Linked DNA regions of Homo sapiens: region 2 is linked to region 1. Evidence: chromatin loops called from intact Hi-C (ENCODE). Cell type or tissue: psoas muscle. All regions are shown on one strand. Each heading gives the region's core, and the rest is flanking DNA. Links, peaks and the distances in the headings are about the cores only.

What was found. Hi-C counts contacts between places; a loop is a spot of excess contacts. Peaks named below come from ENCODE experiments on the same cell type or tissue, not always from the same donor. Only the 100,000 strongest peaks of a DNase experiment are listed, where the experiment ranks them.
Region 2: it touches region 1 in a loop (2.2-fold over the local background); 5 of 110 quality-filtered maps call a loop at or near these places.

Annotation. Positions count from the first base shown.
Region 1 is chr7:8,065,219-8,082,425 of GRCh38, reverse strand. GLCCI1 (glucocorticoid induced 1) reads right to left here. Exons shown (of 8, transcript NM_138426.4): 6 at 11,295-11,505. Among named protein-coding and RNA genes, the nearest start is that of GLCCI1, 110 kb to the right of the region's middle. In psoas muscle, for the core only: no CTCF peak of the experiment used is centred there; a DNase peak (open chromatin) is centred at 13,345.
Region 2 is chr7:8,201,497-8,209,496 of GRCh38, reverse strand. All of the region lies in intron 6 of ICA1 (islet cell autoantigen 1), which reads left to right. Among named protein-coding and RNA genes, the nearest start is that of ICA1, 57 kb to the left of the region's middle. In psoas muscle, for the core only: no CTCF peak of the experiment used is centred there; no DNase peak of the experiment used is centred there.

The DNA.
Region 1 (17,207 bases), core at 9,208-17,207:
CTCTTGTTGTATAGTTCTATGTTACCTGGAGTACAATCATCTCTCTGGATTTCTATATAATTAAAGGAATTGCCATTCATGAACTCTAAAATTCTGTGATTTTTCTTTAATAGTTCTAACATACAAAGAAGACATATTTTACATATATATTTTTTCTTGCCTTACAAAGCAGCACGCTTTAAAAACAACCCATATGACCAACCTATGCTACTCATTCCAGACTTGAATGTACAAACTATTACTATTCATTTAAAACTCTGTGTTGAATTTAATAGCCACATTTCAATAACAACATTATAAATATAAATATGCCTGCTCAGGAGATTCAAGATGAGAAGTCTCATGGTAATCTTAATTGAGTCTCTCTTGTTTACCAGTAATGGTAAGTTTTCTCATTCTGGTATTCCGGAGAATAATATAGGATCATAACTAGAAATACAGTTGAGATTAGGTTAAATGTTACTTTATGACTTTTAACATCATAGCTAATGTCAATAAAATTAAATGCAGTGAATATAGTTATTCACATCTTTCTGTATTCACAAGTCTCATTTTTATATATTTATAACAATCACTCAACTCTGAAAATCAAGAATATGGAAAAATGTGATTGCTGTTTTAAAACAGATCACACATATGCATCTGTACCATATTTACCATTAAAATACGAGTAGCTTCTGAAATACTTTTAAACATATGATAATAAATTAGAGTTTGGAAAAATTAGAGAAGTTATTCAAGTTTGGAATTTCATATAGAAACAATATTCATTAAACTACATGTACTTGTATAGCTTGAGTATTCTGAAATTCTTCTGATTTTTATTATATCTGGTATATTGTGGGGCCCACACTTCTTGTATAAAAAATTATACATTTGAGCATACCATTGAACTTCAGCCTGGGTGACAGTGAGACCCTGTCTCAAAAATATATATATCACATATATAAAGGTTGATTCATTTATGCAGGTAGTATGTAAAATCTCTGCCATGGTTCTATTCTAGCCCTAAGTCTATAGATGGGTTTTATCTCTATCACATTACTTTATTAAATTAAGTAAAATTGATTCTAAAACAAGCAATAATAGAATAGTGGTTCTTAACCAGAGTTTTCTTTCACATTAGACTTATCAGATGTTTTAAAAAGATCAATGTCTAGACCTCATTCCTGAAATATTCTGATTTAATTAGTCTGGGGAGGAGCCAAGCACTGCCTTGGGGTAGGGAGGTGGGGGGTAAAGCTCCCACGTGCACCTGAAGCACAGCCATATCTGAAAACCAATCATGAAATGGTTAAGAACATTGATTTGGAGTGAGGCCACCTGACTTCTTCCTAGGCCTAGGTGCATGGCATAGGGTAAGTCTGATCCCTCTGTTTTTTTATCTATAAAATAGAAAATACCACTGACATGATAGCTGTGAAAAATATATGTAAAAGGATTAGGATAAGCGCTGGGCGAGGTGGCTTACGCCTGTAACCACAACATTTTAGGGAGGCTGAGGCGGGAGGATCACTTGAGGCCAGGAGTTCGAGACCACCTGGCCAACATGGGGAAACCCTCTCTACAAAAAAAAAAAAAAAACCCCAAAACCAAAAAACAAACAAAAAAAGGATTAGGATAGTGCCTGAAACACAGTAAGCGCTGAATATTATTATTATAGTAAAAAGTAACACATCATTTCTAATTTGAAAATTAAAAATGATGAACCATTCAAAAATTAAGTGCCTATTCTGCTCCCTCTTGACAGAAGAGAGTAAAGGAAATGTTTTCAATAGATTTGTGTACTCTACTCCGGTACATACAGATACAATTTTATTTCTGAGAGAGAAGCAGAATAATATCTGGAGTACCAGGTTGTCCAGGTTTATAACTGCCTGACATGAACTCTGTCAGTTCATGATGGCATCCTTTAGTGTAAAGAGATCTATCATCCTGAAATTAAAATCAATGCTTAAAGCATGCAGATTCTATAGACTACTATGCAAAGAAAATACTTTCATAGTATATGCAGCAATAAGCAGTAGAATGTAATTCTTATTCTATCTTTCCCAGGTAGTTAACTGACTAGGAAAGTGAGTACACTGTTCAACCAACACTTTACTCAATGACATACTAAAGCATAAAATTGGCCAAGAGAATTAAATTAGAAATATGATTGACTGAATAGTACTTAAAATTACTACTCTAGTGTTAAAATATACTTATTTTGCTTCAGGAAATGAAATTATCAACTATAATGGGGTTTGAAGGCCTAATGAAATCAGCAGAAACACACAATTGTGTATCATTTCTTGGCAATGAACTTTAAGAATCAGGTTGTATTACCAATTGTATTAAAAAGCCTGTATTTTCAGTTAACTCCAAGACCAACTTGGAAACTTAGAAGTAAGGAGAACATTTGGCTTTTACAAAGAGCCTCTAAGGTTTTTCTAAAATTCAAAGTTAACACCTTGTGAGAATACTAAAGAATTGTAATGAACCAAGACATCAGCTATATGTAAGATCTCCTTTAGATCAGCATTCAGCAAAGAGTACAGGGGAAAAATGACATCAGAACCTTTTATTACTTACATTTATAAACTTTGTTTCAAATCAGATTGATTTTTTAATAACCGGGACTCAACTTACATTCCAAGGCCCATTAATTATATATTTATTATATGTAGGAGGTATTTTATATTTTGTAATCACTTCTCATTCCATAAGTATGAATTAAATTGATGCCAACTTACAAATTAAGCCAAAAAGTTACTCTTTTGTTTTTGTGTAGTCAAAATAAGTACAGTGCTTCTTCCACAACATAATCTTGATATGCAGAACAACAGTGCTAATCATTATTGTTGATATGCTAACTACTCACTCTAAATCTGATATGACAATTAAAAATGAAAACAACTCACTTTTAATCTGATATGACAGTTAAAACTGAAAAGTGTCCTCAAAGCAATTTATAGACTAAAATAATGATTGTAAATCTTAATGGTAAAACTAAACAAAATAAATTGGATTGCACAAAATATTTTGTATCTTGCGCAAAAGTAGGTATCTCAAGAAAATCACTGTAATACAATCTTAATTTTTATATTGTCAAGTTTATTAAATGGCAAAATTTCCAGGAACATCAGTTTTTAAAAAAACAAAAAACAGAACATATTGTTCATGTTAAACTGCTCCTAAGGTATCCTACAATTGTGGTCTCCCAATAAGAGAGGCATGAAACAATCTGCTGACGTGTGGGGAAAAAAAATCAGTGCATTATACATATTTACCTTTTATCTTTAAAAACAAGTAAACTTTACTAACATTTAGGGAAAAAAGAACATTGGAACTTCTAATAAAAATTTCACTACAATTTTAAATATTCACTTAAATATTTACTAAGCATTTACTATGTTCAAAAGAGAAGGCAAAGCAAAATGCTATCAATGTTGTCAGTGCAACATTAGATAAAATTTAGCATTTCCTCTTTTTAAAAAAATTCTTGCTAAAGGAAAATGGTATTATAATGTCTTTAGGCAGAAACCAACATGGAATTTTAATCATTATAGTCACCTTAAAGTCTGTTCCATCTCCAATATTTACTACCTTATTAATGATGGTAATCGTTTCCACATCTCCCATGCTGGAACTTCATAAGAACTTTGCTGTTATCCTGATCTCCTCCTCCTCCCTCACCTCATACATCTAATTGGCCACCAAATGCTGTTGACTCTTCTTCAGCCCCTTTCCTCCAGTTCCTCTGACCTTGCTATGTCTCCTCATCTTTGCCCTATACCTGTGGTCTCCCAGTTAAGAGGCATGAAACAATCTGCTGACATGTAGGAAAAAATAGAGCAATTAAATATATTTATTTCTACATTTATACACACTTTTAATCTTTTAAAACAGGTAAACTTTAACAGTTTGTAGAATGAATTATATACATATATCACCTAGAAATATATAAACTTTTATTAGGGGTACAGATTCAAAATTGCTGACAAGGGTGTGGAATAAATCAAGTTTGAAAATCACAAGACTAGACTATTAACATGGCTACTTATCTTGCCCTCCTACTGCCTCTACTTCTGTGTCAACGTGAGTTATAGTTCTTAAATGTGAAGCTGGTCCTATCCTTTAGCTGACAAAAGATCTTTCCTTGGCTTTTCTTTCTCTTAGCAAAGCTTACAAGGACTCTTATGAAATAGTGGCCTTTTTTTTTTTTTTTTTTTTTTAAGACGGAGTCTCGCACTGTCGCCCAGGCTGGAGTGCAGTGGTGTGATCTCGGTTCATGCCATTCTCCTGCCTCAGCCTCCCGAGTAGCTGGGACTACAGGTGCCCGCCACCACGCCCGGCTCATTTTTTGTATTTTTAGTAGAGACGGGGTTTCACCGTGTTAGCCAGGATGGTCTCGATTTCCTGACCTCGTTATCCGCCTGCCTTGGCCTCCCAAAGTGCTGGGATTACAGGCGTGAGCCACCGCGCCCGGCCTAAATAGTGGACTTTCTAAATCTCCAGTCTCACTGTTTTCTTCTCTCCACCATTCACCCCTATACCCCAACCGTTCAATTTCTTACTGTTCTGTACACACCGGGCCCTTTCACAGCTGAATGCCCATATAAAGACTATTCCTTCTGTAAAGGCAGCAAGATGTAATCAGGTTCCTACAAAATATCTTTGTTGGCATGTAGACGCCATGGAAATTAGCTAGGTTACTTAATTTCTCTAAGCCTCAGATTCTGGCACCTTTAATAATGACAATGTCACCTACCTAAAGGACTGTGGTAATATTGGAAATAATAAAATCACCTGAACACATTTAATCATCATAACAATTCTATGAGGCAGCTATCCCCAATTTATAGGTGAGGAGATACAGATCGATTGAGTAGCTTGTCCAAGGGCACATAATTAAGTGGCAGAGCAGGGCTTCAACCTGGCTGCCCCAGAGTCAATGTTGATTATTGTTATGCTATCTGTTTCACTAAGTTTGGGTCTATCTCAACTCCAGTGTCTTTATTAGAGATGTGAGGAGCTGACTAGATGATCAAGTTCCTTCCAATCTAATATTCTGTTTCTAATTAAAGGCTTATGGCTCAGGCAAGAGCTTCACTGGGTCTGCCTTCTGTCAGTGTCACAAGGAGATAGTGTAAGGAGTGGTCCCTATGAGTTGATACTTCTTCTCAGAGGAACACAAAAGATAATGGGGGAGGAAAACTCCAACAGATTCCCTTTTCCTTGAACCTAGGTGACACCCTATTATTTTCCACCCAGTTACTATCAGAGTTTACTGGTTACCAGCATGACCAACAGCAAGAAGGGGAAGATGAGACAGTTTTAGCAGTTACTTCCTTTCCCCTTATTTCTACAGCAAATTTGAACTTCATGGCCTCTTTCCCACCAAAAGCCTATCACTAAATTTAGCATAATCTTAGTTTAATTATTCTTGGTTTTTATTTTTATGAAGAGTATCACACACTCTTCATAAACATTAAAAGCCTAACATAAAATTTAACAATTCAAAGAAAACACATTTTCAACATAGCTATAAAAATATATCCATTAAAAAATGGGCATATCATGAACAAAGGTCTTAATACTCAAAAAAATCTCCATTAAGCACTACACCATGCTAGGCACTAGTTTATTCACTGAGAGTAAAGCACTGACCAAAATATGGTCATTTACTCTTGTTGGAGCTAACATCATGGTAAATAGACAAACAATTAAGTGAAATATATATGCAGGTATGTTAAAAATTTTTGATTTGCTTATATTCTAAACTGAGCAATAATGGCTAAAACTGAGTTGTATATTTAAGTAGTTTTGAATTATGAATAATAACTCATAGCTATCACAGTATCTGCCATTGTTAAAATTGTTAACATTTTCAGAAAGAAGGGACAATAGCATTTACTGGATACTTATTTTGTGCTGTTAGACACTGGAATGTATGTATCTTAAGATGCTTTCTTGAAAGACAGGTAAAATGACCTTAGGGACATGAATTCTAGAATAGATCAATTTTAACCTATAGACTAACTCCTTTGTTGGAATAATATCTTTATATGCTGTAATTTTACCACCAAAAGGTCCTTCTAGGATAATAAGCGCCCTAGAACCATATAAAGAGAATATTTTGATAAACGCATCCAGATTCAAAAGCAGTGATTTTTCAAGGTGTGGTAGCTCTAAGTAGTATACCCATCATATCTGCTTTTACAATATAAACCCCCAAAAGAAAAGTGCCATAAAATCTTGGCTGATTTATCTAAAAAATAGAGGGTTAAAGCATAGTAAGGGCATAGGTCAAAAAAAGGTCAAGAAATAGAGCCCTAGAGATAAATACAAGTATGTTAAAATATACGTATAAAGGAATAGGAAGATGCCAAAAGCAGTCTGTTTCAAAAGTCTGCCTAGGGTCAACCCTAGACCCTGAAAAGACAAAATTAATACTTTTGATTTTTTTCTCCTAAGACCAAGGGAGGCTCAGTCCTAACACTAAAAGTTTAGCAATACGAATATTTATGAGTTAAATCACAGAATGAGTTAAATAGGCTTACATGCATTGGCTTGGGAAACTCTATCCACATAGTGTACACTGTTCCTTCAGGAAAATATAGCTTAAATTACAAGTAATCAATTTAGGGACTCTTGGAATACAACTCTACTCAGTAGTTGGCCTGAATCAAACGATTCCATTTATTTCATGATTACAATAATCAATGTTTCCACAATATCCTGCAAAATTGCAGAATTTTATAACAACTGCATAAGTGAACTGTGCCAAAGATCAATGATAAGTAGCTGACTGAAGTCTACATTTTGTGGCTTAACCAGCACCAGTTTGGCTACCATCAAGCAACGCTGGCAGAGCTGCTTAAGAAACTAATATTCCGACACTGCCATCTGTATTATATAAATGGCTATTTTTGTTCCTTGAACTTTATTTTGGGTATGATAATGTGGAAGAATGTAAGCTACCTCTTAGGGTACATTCTGATGATGTCAAGATGAGTGCTCTCATTCTGGATCTCTGAATTCTCCACACAGAGAAGAGCAGTAGTAGTTCCTATGGCTATTAGTTAGCCTGGAAACTTTACACATGTGACCAGTGTGACCAAGTTCCCTTCAGTCTTTAGGTCACTGGAAAAATCTAGTAAAAAATCAAAACGAAACGCCAAAAACCCATTCACTTGAAACAAGTCTCTCAATAGCTGAAACTTTCTTGACAGAGTGTTTTTGTCCTGGCATTACAATCCATACAGGCAAAGAAAAAAACCAATGTGCGATGCACATTGATAATACAAAATTATTTTATAGGTCTCAAATTATACATAATTCATAGCGAATAGATGTTAGGAACACACAAAAATGATGTTAGCAAAGTCAGAAAAAGAATACGTATATAAAATGAATACTAGAAAAATAATCAGCTCACCAGCACATCCCTCATTAGGGCAGCTATTCACTGCAGCTATCCCTCTCCCCTCCATGTCTATCCAGGCTCCTACAGATGTCTGAACTAGTTACTCTACCACAGAACAAATCTCTCCACAGCAACTGCAGAACATGTAGGTACTCCAAATCAAATCAATCCTAGTTGACTTCAAAATTATATAATTAATTCTGTTTTCATAATGATGAAAAGCTCTAGGAAAGCTATACAGCTTCCTTTTATGTCTTTAATAAAAAAACACCAATTTATGATTTATTGTAGAAAACATACATTATAGGAAAGAATTAGTATCTTTTTTTTGAGATGGACTCTTGCTCTGTTGCCCAGGCTGGAATGCAGTGACGTGATCTCGGCTTGCTGCAACCTCCACCTCCCAAGTTCAAGTGATCCTCTTGTCTCAGCCTCCTAATTAGCTGAGACTGCAGCTGCATGCCACCATACCTGGCTAACTTTTTGTATTTTTAGTAGAGATGGGGTTTCACTATGTTGGCCAGGCTGGTCTTTAACTCCTGACCTCAAGTGAGCTGCCCGCCTTGACCTCCCAAAATGCTGGGATCACAGAAATAATTAGTATATTTAAAAATAGCAAAACCCAGAGTTTGGGCCTTACATAAAGAAGAAATGAGTCAGAAACTAGCCTACAGTTTGAATGACATATATTAGTTCCAGAAATTGTAAAATTTCTGGACAACTCCCTCCTTTACACTTTTAGTATTCTAAACATCACTGTATAATAGTGTATTTATAATAGTGTATTATTTGTTTACATTCCTAATTACTCCCTACTACACTATAAATTCCTTAAAGACAGATATCACATATTATTCATCTCTATTTCTCCACTCTCCAGTACAATATCTGACATACAATAAATGCTCAATAAGTGTTCCTTAAATAAACTAGAAGTATAACCTCAGTTGAAATACATAAACCTCAACTCCCAATTCTAACACACCCATGTGTGCATAGTTACATATATAAAAGGGATAGGTGCTATTTTAATTTTCTCTTTATAAAGATGGTATTTGATTTGAGAACTAGAAACCTTGTATTGCATAACAGAGAGCTACACAGTTTTCCAGGGAGTAGTAACATCAACTTGATCTTAATCACAAAGTAATGCCTCTCAGCTAAATATGGTAGATATTATGAAACTGATGTCATGGGGCTTTAATTCTCAAACTGAGGTGATCTTGTAGAAAACAGAGAAATGTCTTAAATAATTCTGAAACCCATTCTATATAACTTCTAAAGAGATTTTAAAAAAATCACTATTAAGCAACATTCATCACCACTAATTGTTTGCCATGTGCCAATAAGTTGTGCTAAGCATTTTGCTGTATCTCATGTAACCTCAATGATATGAGGAAGGTATTATTACCCTATTTTACTAAGAAATATTTTTTAACTATTAGGAAAAAAACCTTAGCTTTAGAGATGATCTGAACCAATGTTCTCATTTTACATATTAAAAAAACAAGAGGATGAATATAAAGAAATTAGTGTTATGCAGGCAGATATCTGGTATGTAGGAACAAAAGGGCACAGAGGAAAATATACCAACAAAGGCAAACTTAGGAAAAGGTCTAATCTGTCTAAGAAATGGTCAGAATTCATCTTATTAGATAATTGACACAAACTAGGCTAGGGAAGGAGGTTTTGACTAAGCTGTGTATTAAATAATTGATATTTTTTTCCTGAAAGGATTAGGGAAACTAACAGGTGATAATAAAGGTGACTATTTTTATAGCAGCAGCTACCATTCATTAAATCTTTGAGAATTAATGCAGGTTTTATGTCCAAAACTTCCCAGGATTCAAATGCATTCCTATGGTCCCAAAGCCAGTGCTACTCTTAACTTCTATGTTACAATGTCTCCTGCAAAAGACCCTGGCAGGAGAGTGACATGATTATACTTTCTCATAATAAAATTGATTATACATATTTAGGAAAAAGAGCTATTATATATTAAAGAACATGCACTGTTTGAAACTTATGATGTAAGTGAAGACCTGTGAACTACAGAAACCACTATTCACTGGGAGGCCCTGAAGGCAATCTCACAACCAGTTAACCAAAATGGAACTCATTTACCATCCTCTCAATACATTTTCTTTTTGGTTCAGCATCTCTCAATTATCCACAGTATTAAAGAAAACAGAACTCCAGACTTAACTGTCTAGCTGTACTGCCACCATTATTTCTACTTTTCATTTTTACCCCAGTTACAAGTGTTAAGTAGCAAAAGTGGCCAACCTGAACTGTACTTAATAACAAAGAATATGAGTTTGGAATGAAGACAGACTGGTTTCTCCATTTACCACCTACACAACCTAAAACAAGTTACTATTATTTATCATTTCCATTTACCTTCAAAACAAACACTCCTACTGGAAGCAAGATGTTTTATTGTGAAACATCCACATTAAAAGGTTGTGAGGAAGTGATTAAAGGTGTTTATTCTCACAGGATGCTTCAGTGAAATGAAAATTTCCTAGTCTGACATTTTAAGAAATGGAGACTTCCCACATGAAGCCAAAGACACCTGGTACTATATTCAATATATCCTTAATGAAGGAAGGGGGTCCACAAGGCCTTCAGTAATGAAAGAGTCAACAAGAAAGGGGAGAACTGTTAAGATCTACCCACATAGAAAAGCAGAGGACAAAGTCCAAAGTAGCTTCCATTTAATATCTTAGAAGAGTTAGGTATAATGATAAGTAAAAGAAGTCAGACACAAAGAATATATACCACATTATTCAATTTCTATGAAGTCTAGTAACAGGGGAAATTAAATTATAGTGATGGAAGTCAGCAAAGTGGTTACTTTCAAGTGGAGAGAGGAAGGATACTATTTGGGAAGAGGCGCAAGGGAGCCTTGTGGGATAATAAAAATCTTCTATATCTATACTTGATGTAGGTAGTGGTTTCAGGAGCACACACATATGTAAAAATTCATTTGGCTGAGCACTTATGATCTGGGCATTTTACTTACAACAATACATCAATCATAGGGGATGGGGTCAATTCAGAACAAGGACCATAAAACTCCTGCAAGATTTTATAAACTGTCTAACTTTTTATAGTTTTACAATTTTGTTGCCATTGACCTATTTCTCTATGGTGACAAGCAGTAAATTTGTTATAAACATAAGTTCAGTGTTTCTTTGTAAGTAGCTAGGAAGGAAGAAGCTGGGCAGTCTATATGGCCTTCTGTAGCTAGGTCTTAGGGGGCTAGAAACAGAAAGAACCCAGGAAGTGTTGGTGTACACAAGTAGACACAAGGATAGAAGAACATGGAGAGACAGTTGGGCTTGATAGGAAATAAGAATCCCAGATGTTCTCAACAGTTAATAATTTATCTACATACTGTAATAAAATCCCTGATGTCCTGTAGATACTCACTAAGCTTTATAAACTTGGTTAAAAATACACTCACTTTTTCCAACAGAATTTTTAGAAATTATTTCCTCGCAAATCAATCTGATTATAAAATCTAACTTTAAGCTTGATTTTACCATGGTAAAGCTAACTTTACCATAACCATCATCCGCTCTGGACAATACCAAGGAAAAGACCTATGCATTATATGAAGTTGTACACACTCCATTTTATGGCTTTTATTAGCTGTTAGAACCATGCGCTGTGCTTCTCTGACACATTTATGGAAGATGTTTGTTAGAGTCACAAAAAAGGGGGTATGTGAAACCAATGAACAAAGAAACCTAGATTAACCAATCTTTGACAATGTCACCATTGAACAAAAGAAAAAAAAAAAGATGTAATGGTCTAAGACAAGGTATAATGAGCAAGGCCCATAACAAACCCTCTAAGTGGACAATTCCATTCTTACCTTTATCACGATCATAGAGCAAATCTTCTGTTGAGCAAGGGCTACCATCCTGGGATTCCGGGGGACAAAAAGGGGAGACACAGGGTGAATGACTGCTGCAGCTACTGCTGCGCTCCTGGACAGAAGGAGTCTGAGTGTCAATGCTGCGAGTACTACTGCTCCGGTAATGAGCAGGAAGTGGAGCTCTTCGACCATCTGGTATGTCCAACGGCTGTAAGAGGAATACCATTAAACATCCAAATGCTGGTGCATATATTCATCTACATAGAAAGCACATAGTATTTCCCTTGATTTCATATTCCACCACTACTGACCCAGTTTATTCTTCAAAGGCTAAAGACCAAGCTTGTGTCTTAAGCTAATTTCTGCGTATGTTACCTTTATTGAACTAAACATTTCTTTTAAATCAAATTGTTTGCCTTAAAAATTCCATAGCTCACTGTATGTACCTGTAGGTCAGCACATCCCACAAAACTCTTCAAGGACAGCGGGAGTCCTGTGCCTGGCACTACTCCTGGCACATGGCAGATATTCAGTAAACATTTGCTGAAAGAATTAACAAAGCTAAAAAAAAAATCACTTTGACTTGCTTGTAAGAAAAAGTGAAATCTCATATTCCTCATATTCACAGGTACAGATTTTTCTGTTTGTTCATTCCTTCCTAGTTTAATTTTTAGAGGTTATGAACAGAACCATAGTTTCTATTTCCTTTGCAAATTATCCAAAATTTCTAATAAAGAGGTTTATTCTATTAGTACTCAATAGAGTTTATTAATGTAACTCAAAAGAATTCTAATATTAGAAGAATTTGGATATCAAATTCTACTAACTCAGTATCCAACTAAGTAGGACTACTCATAATCTTCCTTAGTTTGAATACTTTGTTCTCAGTAGCAAAAAGAAGGAAAAAAAGGAAACCATCATCATAGAGCCACATATTTTGGTCTTGAGGGTACCTCAGAGCTCACTGGTCCATTGTTTTGTTTTCACAAATGAGGAACCTATAGTTCAGTGGCACAGCTAATTAAGTGGCATCAGAGATTCTGCTGCAGTGGACTCTTTCTACTTTACTACTCTGCTTCTGTAAAAATAGATCTTACTCCATATTCTTCATTTGTGTGCTAACAAAGTGAGGTTAACAAGTAAAATTCTCTATATTAAGTTATATAATTGAAAATATTTGTTGTTATTAAACACACAGGACTGCAGTGCTAGGGAAAAGAACCAATATGCTGTTAATTTATTTATAATTTATTTTCACTATTTATTGTGTCTACTGCTCTTACTCTGATCATTGTCATTTCAGAGATTTTAGAAAAACTGTCAAGAGGGGAAATGAAGGAAGGTAAAATCAGGTGAAATTCAAAATGTATCAATATTTTCTATACCAAACAAGTGAAGGCCGAAATCTGAAACTATGCAAATGAAAACTTCATTTAGAGTTCTGCCCCTGCTGCCCTTGGAGTAGAGAAGAAACAGAGAGGCCGAGGGCTTTACTTGCACTGCTAGCATGACATACTCACCATACAGAGAGGAGCCCATGTCCTCCCTGTGAGCCCTCGGCACCCCACCTTTCACCCGGTGGGGCTCCCGGCTCAGGCCAGCAGCACAGCTGCCCCACCCCCTGGCTGAACATCCCAGTAGCAACGGATCTGTGTTTCTGCAGTGGAGCTCCCAGAGGCAACCGAAAGCCCCTCTGCCACTGCCACTGCAGTGGTACTGCCCTTGCTACCCTTGTACTAGGAAAGGAGCAAAGACCCAGAGTGCTTTAACCACACCTCCAGCAAGCTGCCACGGCCCTAAGAAGAGGTCAGTCTGTCTCCCCCAGGATCCCCCCAGCTTGAGCCCACAACGCAGCTGTCCTACTCAAAGCCAATCACACCGACTGGCAGCAGTTCTGCTATTTCTCTGGGGTGGACCCCAGAGACAAGGGAAAGGCCCTCTGCCATAGCCACTGCCAAGGTCCCTTCCCCTGCTGCCTCCAAGCTGGGAGAGAACATAAAGCCTTAGCTCACCCCAGGGCTGCAGCCTGGGAGTGCCAAGCCAAGATCTGCAGCCAGCACTTGAGTAGGAGAGGAGCCCACACTTTCAGAGCACTGACAGGGAGCGCAGCTGCAATAGTGAGGAAATACAGAAGAGCCACGTGGCTGAGCAAGAGCTTACCTACTGGCCATTACGCTTAAGAGGCATCAAACTTCAATCAGAGTGCAAACTTCAATACTGAAAATACTTAGTTAATAAACCCTCCTGTGAAACTAAGGACAATAAGTCAGCTACAAATAAAAACCTTGTACAATGCCTCAGACTCTAAAAACATCCCGAAAAGTCAACCGACTGTACAAATTATACCATGGTTGAAGGAACATCAGCCCACACAGGTGAGAAAGAACCAGTGCAAGAACTCTGGCAACTCAGAAAGCCACAGCGTCTTCTTTCCTCCCACTGACCACATTAGTTACCCAACAAAGGTTCTTAAACAGGTTGGAATGGCTGAAATGACAGAAAGAATTCATAATATAGAAATGAAGGTCATCAAGATTCAGAAGAAAGCAAAAACCCAATCCAAGGAATCTAATGATTACCATAAAATAATACAGGAGCTGATTGATGAAATGGCCATTGTAAGAAGGAACCAAACTGATCAGAGAGTTGAAAAACACACTATGAGACTTTCATAATGCAATCCCAAATATTAATAGCAGAATAGACCAAGCTGAGGAAAGAATCTCAGAGCTTGAAGACTGGTTCTCTGAACTAAGACGAAATTTTTTTTTTCTTTTCTGAGATGGAGTTTTGCTCTTGTTGCCAGGATGGAGTGCAATGGCACAATCTCGGCTCACTGCAACCTCCGCCTCCTGGGTTCAAGAGATTCTCCTGCCTCAGCCTCCTGAGTAGCTGGGATTATAGGTGCCCACCACGATGACCGGCTAATGTTTTGTATTTTTAGTAGAGATGGGGTTTCACCACGTTGGCCAGGTTGGTCTTGAACTTCTGACCTCAGGTGATCCTGCCTTGGCCTCCCAAAGTGCTAGGATTATAGGCATGAGCCACCGTGCCTAGCCAAAATTTTTTTTAAAAAGAATAAAAAAGAATGAACAAAGCCTCTGAGAAATACTATGTAAAGAGACTAAATCCACGATGCACTGGCATCCCTAAAAATGATGAGGAGAAAGCAAGCAACTTAGAAACCAGATTTCAGGATACCGTCCATGAAAACTTCCCCACCCACACTAAAGAGGCCAACATTCAAATTCAGGAAATGCAGAGAACCCCTGCAAAATACTACACAAGAGGACCATTCCCAAGATACATAATCATCAGATTCTCCAAGGTTGGAATGAAAGAAAAAATGTTAAAGGCAGCTGGAGAGAATAGGCAGGTCACCCACCTACAAAGGGAACCCCATGAGGCCAACAGAAGACCTTTCAGCAGAAATCTGGCAAGCCAAAAGAGATTGGAGCCTATTCCAAGCGAGAAGTGGCTATCTAGTCAAACTAAGCTACATAAGCACAGGACAAATAAGATCCTTTTCAGACAAGCAAATGGTAAGAGAATTCATTACTACCAGACCTGCCTTACAAGAGGTCCTGAAAGGACTGCTAAATCTGGAAAGGAAAGAACGTTATCAGCCACTACAAAAACACAATTAAGTACACAGAACAGTGACACTATAAAGCAACTACACAATTAAGTCTGCAAAGTAACCAGCTAACAACACAATGAAGGATCATGTACATATCAATATTAACCTTGAATGTAAATGGATTAAATGTCCTAATTAAAAGGTGCAAACTGGCAAGCTGCATAAAGAAGCAAGACTAAACAGTAGGCGTCTTTAAGAGACCAGGCTCACATGCAAAGACACCCATGCGGTCAAAATAAAGGGATGGAGAAAAATCTACCAACCAAATGGAACACTGAAAAAAAGCAAGATTGCTATTCTAATTTCAGACAAAACAGACTTTATACCAACAAATATCAAAAAAGACAAGGTCAGTATATAATGGTAAAGGATTCAATGCAACAGGAAGACCTAACTATCCTAAATATATATGCACCCAACACAGGGGCACCCAGATTCATAAAACAAGTTCTCAGAGACCTACAAAGAGACTTCGATGTCCATAAAATAATAGTGGGAGACTTCAACACCCGACTGCCAGTATTAGCCAGATCACTGAGGTAGAAAATTAATGGAGATGTTCAGGACCTGAACTCAACACTTGACCAAATGAACTGAATAGACATCTACAGAACTCTTCAACCCAAAACAATAGAATATACATTCTTCTCATTACCACATGGCACATAATATAAAAACAACCACACGAATGGACATAAAACAATCCTCTACAAATTCAAAAAAACTGAAATCATGCCAACCACACTCTTGGACCACAGTACAATAAAAATTGAAATCAATACTAAGAAAATTGCTGAAAACCATATAATTACATGGAAATTAAACAACCTGCTCCTGAATGGCATTTGCGTAAACCATGAAATTAAGGCAGAAATCAAGAAATTCTTTGAAACTATGGGACTAAAGATACAACATACTAGATTCTATGGGACACAGCTAAAGCAGTGTTAAGAGGGAAATTTACAAGCTCTAAAGGTCCACATAAAAATCCGATCTCAGATAACAAACTAACATCACATATAGAGGGACTAGAGAAACAAGAGCAAACTAACTCCAAAGCTAGCAGAAGACAAGAAATAACAAAAATAAAATCAGAGCTGACCTGAAAGAAACTGAGATGCAAAAAACCATAAAAGATTAACGAATCCCTGCATTAATTCTTTGAAAGAATGAGAGAGACTGCTAGCTAGACTAATAAAGAAAAAAAGATCCAAATAAACAAAATCAGAAATGACAAAGGGGACAGTACCACTGACTCCACAGAAATATTAAAAAACCCTCAGAGACTACTATGAACACCTCTGTGCATACAAGCTAGAAAATACAGAAAAAAACAGGTAAATTCCTGGAAACATACAAACTCCCAAGACTGAACCAGGAAGAGAGAATCCCTGAATGGAACAATAATGGTTCTGAAATTGAGTCAGTAATAAAAAGCCTACCAACCAGAAAGAGCCCTGAACCACATGGATCCACAGCCAAATTCTACTAGCTGTATAAAGAAGAGCTAGTACCATTCCTACTGAAACTATTCAAAAAAATTGAGGGGGAGGGACTTCTCCTTAACTAATTCTATAAGGATAACATCATCCTGATACTAAAACTTGGCAGAGACATGACGATGACAACAAAAACTTCAGGTGAATATCCTTGATAAAAATAGATGCAAAAATCCTCAACAAAATACTAGCAAACCAAATCCAGCAGCAGATCAAAAAGTGAATCCACCATGACTAAGCAGACTTTATCCCTGGGATGCAATGTTGGTTCAACATATGCATATCAATAAATGTGATTCATCAAATAGAACTAAAAACGGAAACCACATAATTATCTTAATAGATACAGAAAGGGCTTTCAATAAAATCCAACATCCCTTCATGTTAAAAACCTCCAACAAACTAGGCACTGAAGGAACATACTTCAAGATAAGAAGAGCCATCCAAGAAAAACCCACAGCCAACGTCATACTGAATGGGCAAAAACTGGAAGCATTCCCTTGAAAACTGTAATGAAACAAGAATGCCCTCTCACCACTCCTGTTCAACATAGTACTGGAAGTCCTGGCTGGAGCAATGAGGCAAGAGAAAGAAATAAAAGACAGCCACAAATAGGAAGAGTAAAGGCACATGATCCCTGGTTTTAGACAATATGATTCTATACCTAGAAAATCCCATAGTCTCTACCCAAAAGCTCCTTGATCTGATAAACAACTTCAGCAAAGTTTTAAGAAACAAAACATACAAAAATCAGTAGTGTTTCTATATACT
Region 2 (8,000 bases), core at 1-8,000, 140 kb before region 1:
ACTGAAATTTAATCCTTCCATTGAACAAAAATGAGACTCAGGTATGCAAGCGAGGAGTCATTTGATATTAACATCCTAGAAGATACCATCTATACTTACTAATTCATAATTTCTGTTCCTTGAATTCTATAAGTAGAGGAACTATCCATACAGTTTTTTTAAAATTAAGCATGTTTTGTAATACTATAAATGCTAATATGTTGGCTTCAAACAGATTTTTTTCAAGTGTGGAGGGGGAAGGACCACATCTCTCTTGAGAGGCATTAAATCTTTCCATGTGACATTTCTCTAATTGTTTAAGGGAAAAGCTTGCTTAACTCTCGAGTTTCAGAGTGGACTCTGGACAAAAGTGAATTATCTGTGAACTCATCTGTGTGAACTGATCTGGTCCAAGATAGTTTTCCTTTTGCCAGATTGTCTGGCTTTTCTTCCTAAGGTTTAGGTGTATTGGGTGGCACATGCAAGCTTGGCTTCTAGAATTTCATGGATGACAACAGTCAAAACATAACAGGTTTTACTGAGTGGAACCATCAAGTTCCAGGTCAAAATACTGCCGTAAATTGAGCCCATCTCTTAACAAGGGCTCCTCAGTGCCTCAGCAGCTTGAATCTCTTGGATGACTGTTTCCATGTTTCATCACTTAATGCTTTTGGCTGCAGGGTCAGAGGGATGTATAGTGCCTGTGACAACTCCCCCTACCCCCACCCAACACTGACTGTTCCGCTGGCCTCTGTCTCTTTTTGGTAGCTCCTGAAGAAGGTATCATCTTAAATTACGGGTCAATGGAAAATTACCATGTTCAGGTAGTATGATTTACTGGTTACTATCTCTCGCCTCTGTAGTTTATCCCTAAGTCTGTCATAGCAACACATCCTTCTAGATTACTTTCTTCTTTTTGGTTAACAGCTCACATATCATCTTTCCCAGCTAGTCGTCTTATTCACCAAGATGAAATGTTGTAATTTTTACCATCTTCTAGATTTCAGTATAAAAGAAGACAGTTGTACCCTGGTGGGTTAGCCCAGCACACTCGTTTAAAGTATTTATGCTTCAGGGATCCATTACTTTTTATTTTTATTTTTATTTTAAAATATGGTGATTTACTTACATATACAAAATAGAGCATGGGTTTTATTTAAATTTCAAACAGGAGCAGTGTAGCTACTGTTTCCCGAATGCCAATAGCGTTATAGTACTGTAAGTTGCTTTTGTTAGAATCAAAAAGAATTTTCTTCAAATCCTTCTTTACAAACAGACTTCGGTGACTGCAAAAATAATGGTTTCGTGGTTGCCTAGATTGCCACTTTTACGTAAAACTAGATTTATAAGTTGGCTAGGGAAAATTAATATTTTAGAAAGAAAGATCTAAATCACAATTGCTTTAGGAAAAACTTGTGTTCTGTGTTAGTTTGTCATCAAGGAATATTAAAGAATTTTGAATAGCATTTTTTAATGATTGAATTATTTTTGTTAACCCTCAACAAAGCATTCCTAACAAGGTTTATGCAAGCAGTATTGGCCCTATAATGGAGTCATAGGTTGTCATGATTTCATAGGTTCCCTGTCTCTCAGTGAAACTCAGAATCCCCTTTGTCCCAGGTCCTAAGTCTATCTATATTTTAGTGTTTGAGCTATCGGAAGAATGATCCAATAGAAAACTGGTAGTTTCCATTCATAGTTCTGAGATTTAAAATAGCAAAAAAAGATGTTGGATGATTCCTTGTTCTCCAGAGAACTGCTGTAATTCTAATCTAACAGGGAAATGAGGAAATGGAGGCTGGCATGTTACCGGTTTATGTCCTGGTCAGCAGGAGCTCTGTTCACTAAAATGTGCACAATTCTCAGCCACTTTCATCCCACTTACCTCAAAAAGTGTCTTCGCTTTGTCTCCTTTAGTGAGTTATTGATAAAAAGAAAACCTTAAACAGAAAACAGCTTTAAAAATATGTGTACTACCTTTCAAACATAAAATTTTCAGGACAGTTACAGGTATAATAAAATTATCCCAAGTGAAGAAATCCTGCTTCATCTTCAGCAGCTATCCCACTCCTAATAATTAAGCAAGATCAATGGAACTCAGAGAGAGGAGCCTTAAAATCTTAAATGGGCCAATTTTACATGGGTTCAGGGAGCCCTAAAAAGAAGCAGACCCTAAGAGCCTGTTGGTATAACTCTGAAATGAAATTCCCACATGCATTAATCAGGCTTCTGTTGTTACCATCAAATGAAATATGATTTTCGGGCTTGGTAACACTTCACAGTTGATTGGCTCCTTCTATCCAACCACCCATCTATCTGTGCATCCATCTTTTAAAATTCTCTCTCCAGCTGTGACTCTGAGACAACCATTGTCATTTAGATGCTGATTCCTCACTGTGGTTCTGTTGGTGACTGCTGACATTGAAATGAGGGATGTTTCTCAAGATAGATTAATTATATAAACAAATTGAGGGATGAGGTCTTCTTCTGCTTTGTTCTTTTGAATAAATTTCTGTCCTGGACCACTAGAAGTGGGACTCAGCCATGCTTACAAGCAAAAATAGTTCATGGGTATTAGTTCATGTTCTGAGAGAGGTTCAGGCGAACGGACTTGGAAAATATCCACATCGGAAGAGGAGGGACCATAGGGGAAAATAGTCTACAGATTAATGCATGTGAAATAAATGAAGAAATCTCTCAAATAAGGAAGCTGAGAAAATAGTGGGGCAAAATATGTTACATTTAGGATCTTGTTCTCTTTCTTTTTTTTTTTTTTTTTTTTTTCATTTTAAACCTGTGGGAGAAAGATCCAGGAGAAGCTGGCAACCGCAAGTGCTTCCAGGGCCTGGAAGCAAGTTGGGGGATGAGATGAGCTGAGGAAGCTAAGAATGAGGTTGAGGTTTCACCATACGCCTTTTCCTGCCTCTCAAATGTTGTGCCATGTGCACGGGTTACCCATTAAAATAATTTGTATTAAAAATATTGAGAATCAATGAGATTGAAGAACAGAAGAAAAGGGAGAATGACAGAAAAGTTTCTTAAATTGGCAAAAATGGGGAGGGTTTTTAAATGGTTTGTTTTTAATAATAATAAAGGGAAGAGAGAAATCAGGCTTTAGGGGCAAAGATGGGAAGCTAAGTTCCAAGGTAATGTCAAGTGGGCAGCTGGATGGAGGAGGTTGGAGGATGAAGTCATTTTCGAAAGCCATCAGCAGGGAGAGCCATGTGAGGAGGTGAAGTCACTTAGGGATGGAAGGATCAAAACTAGTGCCTGAGGGAAATCCACCAAATAGCAGGAAGGAAGATGAGAGTGTTTCTTTTAAAAGCCTCCACTGTTCTAGGAGAACTTCAAGAAGCAGTTATGCTTATCCGGAAAGGGAAAAAAGGTGAGAAAGTAAAAAGCCAACTTTTCCCACATATCTCAATTCTGTCCTAGAAGGAACATGTTCTATGTTTAGCATCAGTGAGAACGTGGAGAAAATCCTTTCCCAAAAAAGAACGAAGGGGGAGGGGGAGAGAGGCTGTGGAGGGGGCAGCTATTTGAGAGGGAACCATCTCCACACTTTCAACCCAACTCCAGGCCTTCGAGTTGGATTGCAGCACCCTACAGGCCGAGGTTTCGTCTCCTGACATGGAGGTTTTCTGTCAGCCTTAATGACTTGCTCTGTGTTCAGCGTCCACTTCTATTTCTTATTCATGCTGTTTAATGTGCTGAGACACAGTCTTTCCCTACAGTCTCTCTCTCAACTCTGTTCTCTCAATCTAGCGATTTCATCAGTTCCTTTTCTTTGGGAGTCTTCCAGGTCTTACAAACTAAACCCAAGAGGATTTATGTTCCTGCTAGCCCCAATTTTGTCATTAAAAGTTTTTGAGTAGTATCAATTGCCATAAATCAAACTAATATCCCTCTGGCTTCATAATATTTGTTTATTACTAGCTTATTTTTTAATACTCTCATAAGGGTCTCCTAATGTTCAAGTTTAAAAAGAAATGGAAACACATGCAGATTCTAAACCACACATCTTTTTGTGTGCATGTTATGGATTGGGCTCCTTTTAACAAAGTGTATGTGTTAAAGTCAGGTATGACTGGGAACACAGAGGATGTGGCTCCTCTGAGGGTTACTAGAGACTATGTGGCATACTCAGGTTTCACTGGAATTTTATCAGAGGCACCACAAATCAAGTATTTTAGAATAAGACATTGAAAACATCTTTAATTTTAAAGATCTGCATATCTTCCTCATCCAGGCTGTGTATGCCATGCTTCCTCACCTTCCCTCCCCAAGCCCTGCCAGGAAAAGGCAGGGATTTGTAAACTGAAGCTATGTCAGCTAAAGCTTTTATTGGTACTTATGATCCAGGCCTCCGTCTGCTTTTCATTAATTCTCTGCTGAAAGAATTAGCTTAGCCCACCCCCCCGCCTTTTTTTTTTTTTTTTGCATGTCTTCCATTTTAAAATAAAAAGCAACAGCTAAAAGTCATGATGTGAAACCAGACAATGGTTAGATTTCGTAAGTTAGACTCCCTCTTCCTTATCCTTAGTGTATTTTAGGTTTTAGGCAAAACCTATTAGATTCATTGTGGACTTAATTGTCCCTCCTTTCTCCCTGGCATGTCCCCATTTTCCCCACTGTTCTGCAATGTCAGCTAATAAATGGTGCAAGTAAAGTTGACATTAAGGAGATGACAATAGGAAAGAGTATTTTGAAAATATAATGAAGATTTGATGAACTTTCTTACGATTTAATCCAGAAAATAAGAAAAACGTACTTTAAAAGAACGTTAAACATGAGTTGTGCAAAAGTCAAAAGACTGCTCATTTTTTGTTTAAAAATATCTTTTTCTTAGTACAAAAGCACAGCAGATATTTAAACTCCACAATGAACAATGTGATAGGTTTATTTATGTAAGAAAATTAACATATTTGAATTTTTTCCCAGCCTAGAGTTTTCCCTAACATTCTGCCTTGTAGATAGATGTAGCAGCTCTTTAAATATGTACATAATGCAGAATATTTTTGATTAAATATTGGTAAAGTTCTCTACAGTTTACAAAGCTGTTTCATATTCATTACTTCGTTAAAACTGCACAAGAGTTTAGCGAGGGTATGAATTCTTTTTCCCATTTCACAGATAAGACCACAGGGCAGCCATGACTGACTTGCCCATAGCCATACGTGTGAACTAGAATTTGAACCCAAGCCTCTGACTCTAGAGTCAGTGCTCTTCTCGGCTTTCCAGCCCCATATTACTACAATCCGATAAACAGATCCTTGTGTGATATTAGGTTACTATTGGAAAAAAAGGTTTCTGGGGTAGAGGAGACCTGGCTTCCTGTTCAAGTAGCAGTCACATCTTCCAGCACATGCCACGTCCTCTGAACTCGTTTTTCTGACCCCAGTGTTTCATGTTCCAAGCACCCTTAAGGAGTATTTGGGCTTTTTTTTTTCCTTCTCACCAATCTCTCTGTCTCTTGAACATCCAGTCACATTTCTGGGTTTGGCGTTTCACATTTCTGTTCTACCTTATTCTGGGAGTCGTTTTTTGAGGTGAAATGGCAGGTCTAGAGCCTGAATTCCTTGGGGTCTGTCTGGCGCCTGAATCCTGCAAGAGTAGGCTCAACTCAGGGACCCAAAGCTGAGGCTCATGGTTGGAAAGTAGACATCACAAAGGCCAGCATCCAGCAAAGGATCCTCTGCAAATTGCCCCACAGGTTTAAAGCCTGTCACTGTTGAAAGGTTTGCGGTCATAAGAGGAAAGTAGCAGAAGCCCTACAGCAAATAGGCACAGAAAATTAACAGGCCCCCTGCAGACATTTCCAGTGAAGAACATCTCAACTCACTCTGAATTAGGGCCTCTCTGGCCTGAGTTGAGTGTAAGAATCCTCTGAGAAGCAAGTTGGATGTGGAGAATCCTGGCTTCTACCTAAGGATTTTGATTCTGGAGGCCTGGGGTGGGGCTCAGAGATCTGACTTTTAATGGGCTCCCAGATAATTCCTTTTCTGGGATCCATAGATCACACCTTGAGAAATACTTTCTCAGAGCACCATCGTGAAATAGCTGATGTTCATGATGATGACTGATCCATCAAAAAAGGCAATTTTGCTCTATTTTAGAAGATAGACATTTAATAAGAGGTATCTGACTTATATGAAGATTTCTTATGTCTTAACTTTTTTTTTAATAGAATATGCTTTACCTACATGGAAAAGTCACTTAAACCACTGGATTTCCCAGGAACTCTACTATATTAAGGCTTAATGTGCTTTTTAGTACTTACATGCATGTTTACCTAAGGCTTAGAGCCTAGAAATTTGTATATCACAGACACTCAAAAATTACTTATTTTGTTTATCTAGAATCAGTACTAACCTTTCTAACGAAATCTCTTCTCCTGCTTCAGCTAAAGCCCCCTTGGTGTTCTCTAGGTTGATACAGAAAACTGAAAGAGCTAGAATGGAGCCCCAGGTTAGTTAATATCTATTATTGAATACTCAGCAGCAAACAATTCTGACAGTTAATGTACCCATGTTAATCACAAGGAATTTGCCAGGAGCACTCTGACACTGTCCTGTCCTGATATGCATGTTAAAATTGCCCACAGGTTCACAAAGGAATCCTCCCCTCTGCATTTTCCCCCATTCGTGCGGTGTGTCTATTGCCTATAGCTGGTTCTTCCTCTTAGGAGTAATCAGCCTAAGACAGAGCAGGCTCACCACCAGGTCCTACAGATGCCTCCATCATTTTACTCTGCAGTTTGTTACAGCTAACATTATTCTTAAGAAATATCTTCCTGGCTTGGAGGTAATTTCTGTGGTGAGTACCAAGATGTTTACTAAGCTGAGAAAAAGTCAAGGGTGATATAAAAACAGTAATTCTCATTCATCCCCAGAATGGCATTTCTGTGCTTGTGGGAATGCACTAGAGGTTCTGAAATCATAAATGAAGAATGTCAGAAATACAGTACTTTGACATTTTTTGACAAAGATGTAGTTAGCCATTCTTGAACAGAATAAAAGAAACTTTGACATTGAATGTAAAGTAGAAGTGATAACAAAATTAGCACATTTAAAAAGTTTATCATGTATCAGCTACAGTTCTAAGCAATTTACATGAATGGGCTCGTTAAAACTCCCCAAGAGGAAGACACTATGATCTCCTTTTCACAGATGAGGATTTTGACGCTTAGAGAGGTTACATAACTGTCTCAATGTGACACAGTCAGAACATGTCAGGGCCAGGTGGAAGGGATTATAATTTGACTCAGACCACATTGACACATGCATCCCCTTATTTTCTGGAACTAAAGCAGTTTCTTCATGAGCAGCATGATGGGGTCTTCTACACTTGTCAGTTGAATAAGGTTAAGAAGCCTCTGTTGTTTCAGTTTAAATGTTGAGTCAATCAAAATTTGGCTTCCTCTGTACTGTTTTAAATCATCTCTTTTTGGATGCCCTTTCAGAAGCATTCTCTGCCCCAGGAGGGAGGGCATTGGGCTGACTGTGTCCTGGGGGTAGGCAGGGGACATGGTGTCCTTGAGGCCACTCCCTGTCCCCCGGTTTCTTGCTTATCTTGCTGCAGCATCTGGGCTTGCATGGTGAGTTCCTGAAACCTGTGGCCAGGGGAATGCCTGGTCTCCTTCCTCAGCCCTAGGAATGTTCTAAAATCCTCAGCCTCCTTCCTCTGATGAATCTCCCTAATGGCAACTCTGATTACCTTGGACTTCCATTTGGCTGCTAACCCAGTGCCATTCCCTGGCAAGTTTACTGGCCAGCACCCTCAGCCACCTCCCTCTTCTTTCCATAAAACATAGAAGATCTTCTGAATTTCTTCTCCATACCACAAAAGCTTATGGAGAAACCTGGGAGCTAAACTCGGCCCTTTTTCATCAACTGCACTGCTTTATTTTAACGCAGCTGACCCTACTTGGAGCCAAGTCAGGCCTGAGAGGCAACCCTCTTGCAGACTCCCAAACAGGCGGTGGGGCAGCTCATCTTCTGCCTTTGGTTTTTCCCTCAGGG